Regions from separate parts of the Homo sapiens genome. Here region 2 is linked to region 1. Evidence: read pairs that join two places in POLR2A ChIA-PET (ENCODE). Cell type or tissue: Panc1. All regions are shown on one strand.

Region 1 (2,500 bases):
TTTTATTTAAACTGATTTGTTTTTCTATTATGAACATCTTAAACATATATAAGCAGAGAGAATGGTATAATAAACCCCACTGCCAGCTTTAACAAATAACCAATTCATGCCACTCTTTTTTCATCTATATAATTTTTAACTTACGTTTTGTGACAATCAGACTTCTGCTTACTGCTCCTCAATTAGCTTATAATTACTACCAACTTCTTAGTTTGAGAAAACTCCCACCCAGAAGGTGGACGTTTTGAGCCAAAATATGACATTTGACATGGGTGCAGCTGCTTAAAATATGTCTTCATTAAAGTCAGATGAAGGAGATAAGCTTAGTTTCGGCCTCCAAAGGAACACAAAGTTTGCATTTTTTCTTTTAAGTATAAAAGTAGAACTCTTTCCACCACCACACTCCCTTCCCATGCTCCCTTTACACACACGAACCCAAGTAAACACCCTAATTTCTGAAAAATTTAGTGTCCCAGACCTTTTGGCTATCAGCACTCACATCAGTTTCCCAGTTGCTTTGCTCACACTTTGAAGGAAACCTGGAGGCAAGGACACGGGGCAAAATAAACACTCAAACAAATTGATTCTAAGGAACAGACCTTTATACCTCTCTTCGCTTTTATGGCTTAAGATGGTGCAAAAATGTTACTTACTCCCTAAACAGTTATTAGTCTCTGTAATGTAACATAGCAGATACTTTCTAAATCCTTTTAGCCTTCTCCCCCTTACTGGAAAGATCATCATTTTTTTTTTATTTCAAAGTGGATTTAATAAAGAAAAGGAGTGCTGTTAGAGTAATACGTGAGGCTTTGACATTAAGCAGTGCAACCCTGTGGAGTCGGCAAGAACGGGGTCTCTAATCTCCAGTGATTTATAGAGGCTCTTCCTTCATCTCTGTACTTGGGGAGGGCCAAAAAGTTTAGAGACAGGCTGGCGTCCCTCTTACTCCACACCACTAACTCCTGCTGGCCAGCCTGCCTGCTCAAACTTTTAACCCTTTAGCTGTTACTTGACAGCATACCCATTAAAGCCAGTTTATTTGCTCTCAGAGGACAGAGTGGTTTCACATGGCAGTAATGTACGTGGAGGTAAACAGCCATGTCTGATGTTGAGAAATTACAAGCGAAGAGCAAAAAGGAAGCTAAAAATCAAACTGAGATCATGTGAAGATGTCTGGAAATGGTCAGAAGAGAGACCCCTTTCCATGAGTGACTAGAGTCTGTTGGGCCAGCACCCCCACCACACCCCGCCACTCTGAGTGAGCCAGCTGAGTCGCGGGGGTACATTCTCTCCCAAGTAATGCTTAGTACTTGGAATTATAACTCAAGGTCAAAGTCAAAGTTCCAGAATATGGTTAGAAAGATTAGACGACATGAAGAGTCTGAAACAAGTTGTTCCAACAAGTGGACTAAGGGGTGGAAAGGAGGGTGCACTTGTGTTGGGCCTTGCCCAAGAGGAAATGTGCAGAGGGGCCATTAGGCCTGCGCGGCCCTTCCCGAATGGGACGGGTCATTTTAAACATTGTATTGGTTATAGATAAATACTATGAGCATGTTTTCATGCTCCACCCCTGTCCTCCAAAACCAAAATCTGCTATTCTAAGGCTTTTTTGAATACCAAGGTACCTGGAAAACACCAGCCACCATCCTGGCTAGGCCAGGATTTGGTGGTTCTCAGTACAGCCCTTTCGCCCATGGCTGGGTACAAGGCCTGCTTGGAGGATTGGCATGTGGGGTGGTAGCTTCTTTCTAGGCATCTCTGCATTAAAAACTGTCAAGAAAATTTCCAGTCCTTCAGTGCGCCATATCTTGTGGTTGCTGCCGACTTGGTTCCTTGTCTCTATCAGTCAGACAAGAAAGCACTCCTCCTAAGCCCACTGGGAATGAAGGAGAACTTGACCTTGGTCAAGGTCTTGGGCTGAACTTCAACTTTTAAAAGATCAAAGCACCACATTTGCCAACAAGGACTCACTGGGGATCTGAAGTAGAAAGTGCATGCCAACCTAAAGCTAGGACAATCTATAGCAGAGATGGCTCTGGGACAAAGCCCTTGTACTTGATAACCTTGGGCCCTTGCTGCCTGGATCCACTCCCAACAAAGAAACATACAGAGCCCCACTTTAAGAGGCTTTCTGGAATCAAGCACCCAGGTCAAGAAGTAAGACTGACAAAGATCAACACTACATACTTTAGGGCCAGCAGATGACAAGTCAAGGTCACAAAATTCACTACCGATAATAGCACAGCAAGCCATCAAAGACCTTACACTTTCCCTCCCCACAGCCCATGTAATTTCTTTGATTCAAGTTGATTGAGTGCCTCATTTAATGGAGTGGTTAAGGAAGGAACCAAGGCAGAGACAGGGAGTGACTTGCTGAAGAGCACACAGCCAGTTGGTAAGAAAGTCAGCAACAGAGCCCAGGGCTTCTGACTGTCTTTTACACTTTGGTGTAGAGTAACAAGCTAGAGTTGTAAAGATATCAGAACCAAGTTCGAGTCCC
Region 2 (2,500 bases), 310 kb before region 1:
CAGGCGTGGTGACATGCACCTGTAATCCCAGCTACTCAGGAGGCTGAGGCAGGAGAATCACTTGAACCCAGGAGGTGGAGGTTGCGGGGAGCCGAGATCGCGCCACTGCACTCCAGCCTGGGCGACAGAGTGAGACTCCATCTCAAAAAAAAAAAAAAAAAAAGAGAGAAATGAAAAGGAGGCCAGAGTTGCTGGAGCTCAGTGAGCCGGCGGGGAGAATATAGTAAAACAAGGCTGGAGGGGTCACCAGGGCCAGATTGCGAAACATGTTACAGGCCTTCTTAAGGATTTTTTATTTTCTTCTAAGAGCAGTGGGAAGCAAGAGTTTTAGACTGAAGAATATCATGATTAGATTTGAATTTTAAAAGATCGATGTGCTTGCAATATGGAAAATGGATTAGATTTGAGGATGACAATAGTGGAAGCATGAATGCTCTTGCAGTGGTCTGGGTAAGAAAAGATTGCCTATCAAAAAAAAGCTTGGCCAGGTGCAGTGGCTCACGCCTGTTGTAATCCAGCACTTTGAGAAGCTGAGGCAGGAGGACTGCTTGAGCCCAGGAGTTTAAGACCAGCTTGGACAACATAGTGAGATCCCATATCTAAAACAAAACAAAACAAAACAAGAAACAAAAAACTAGTCGGGTTTGGTGACGCATGCCTATGGTCCCAGCTACTCGTGAGGTTGAGGTGGGAAGATCGCTTAAGCCCAGGAGTTGGAGGCTGCAGTGAGCTATGATCACGCCACTGCACTCCAGCCTGGGTGACAGACTTGTCTCAGAAAAAAAAAAAAAAAAAAAAAAGCTTGGCTTAGAGGTGATGTCAAAGTAGCTGTATAAAATAGAGTCAAGATCTGTTCTGGAATTAAAATAAACAGGACTGAGTGAAGAGGAAAATGTGTGGGAAAAGGGATATTGAATTAGAGTTCTTTGGTTGCTAATAATAAAAATCAAATCTGGCTTAAACAAAAAGGGAATTTTAAAAATAAGGATATTGGACAACTAAAAAAATTGATCAAAAGGGTGGAGAACTAGGCTTAGAAATGACAGGGGCCAAGTCAGTAGGAGCTAATTGACATTTTCACTGGGCTACTGCCACTGGAATGAAAGAGGTCCTACTGATTTTTCCTGTCTCACTGCACTTGTGACTCGAGTGGGAGGGAGGAAGGACCTTGTGTAGGAAGGAAAGAAGTTTAATATTGAGTTTGGTGGGGCAGAAAACAGGAAAATGCCGTCTAGACTTAAGAGGTCACTGGGAAGCTGAAGTCAATTGCTTTGATAATAGGAGAACTAAAGAGAAGTCCCAGAAAAGGCACTCCCAGCTAGCTGAGTTTAAGCCATATGGTTGGCTTTTGATAATCAAGACAATAAGAGTTACAGATCTTATGGAAGGAGGATATAATTGCATCTGAGAGCCCCATCAGCTTTCATAGAGCAAGGACAAGGTATCTCGATTTATAATATTCAAAATTTAGTAAAGAAAATCCTCACCCCCCAAATGTTAGGGTGATGTTAGGGAGGAAGATTGAATTTCAGATAGCCAAAGAAACATCAGATGCCCACCACAGAGGGGGAAGTCTAGGATGACTCCCTTTCTCAGACAATAGAGTTCTTGGACTTTACAAACACAAATATCTGGTTAACCCTCTTTAACAGTTAAGAGTCCAAATGATAGAAACATAAAAAACATCTTTACTCAAGGACCTGAGCTCTTTGCAGACTTTCTAGCTGAAAACAATTCAATTGTTGGGGGGCACACCCTTCAACAAATGAAAAATCAATTTTGGGACAAGATAAAGTATAGTCCCAAGTGCATACTAACGGGTTGGCAGCCAAGTACTTCTAACCTTCTGCACTTAGAGCCCTCTTTAACTCTCTTAAAGACTGAAAGACATCTTCTTTAGTTCTCCTATTATCAAAACTATTAAATTCAGCCTCTCAGCGACCTCTAAGTCTAGACAGCATTTTCTGTTGTCTGCCCCACCAAACTCATTATTAAACTTTCCTTCCTACACAATGTCCTCCCTCTCTCCCTTCCTTTTCTTCCTTCTCTGATCCAAGTAAGCAGTACTGTGGAATTTGAGGTCAGAAGCATGTGCTATTGCATAGGGGTACACCATTGAGAGGGATAACTTTTAGACTTAAGGACCTGCCATCTGCAACCAAACAACATCTAGAGAGCTGGGCATCTAATGTTCCACTTCGTGAGCATTAAGGGTGAATGCTATTCGTACTCTGGTCAAAAGCCCAGCCATTAGGAGTTCCAGAGAACAAATTCAACGTGGAAAATCCTGTAGTATTTAGAAAATTGGAATTGGTTCTCTAATTAAGTGATGATTAAATCTGTGATCCTCTTTGAAGACATAGCACTATTATCTGGACACAGCTCTGGAAGGTACATTTGTGAAGATGAGCCTGGATAAATGGGAACTACTCTAATAAGCTGAGATCTTTTAACAAACATGTTGGGGACAAAACGAATGTGGAAAGACTTATCCGTCCTA

The links. ChIA-PET counts read pairs that join two places held together with the same protein. Peaks named below come from ENCODE experiments on the same cell type or tissue, not always from the same donor. Only the 100,000 strongest peaks of a DNase experiment are listed, where the experiment ranks them.
Region 2: POLR2A ChIA-PET joins it to region 1 with 11 read pairs; 2 of 35 experiments call an interaction of 5 or more read pairs at or near these places.

Annotation. Positions count from the first base shown.
Region 1 is chr17:61,287,983-61,290,482 of GRCh38, reverse strand. All of the region lies in intron 22 of BCAS3 (BCAS3 microtubule associated cell migration factor), which reads right to left. Among named protein-coding and RNA genes, the nearest start is that of TBX2-AS1, 110 kb to the left of the region's middle. In Panc1, no CTCF peak of the experiment used is centred here; no DNase peak of the experiment used is centred here; H3K27ac peaks cover 1,067 bases.
Region 2 is chr17:61,599,467-61,601,966 of GRCh38, reverse strand. No RefSeq gene overlaps it. Among named protein-coding and RNA genes, the nearest start is that of NACA2, 9.5 kb to the right of the region's middle. In Panc1, no CTCF peak of the experiment used is centred here; no DNase peak of the experiment used is centred here.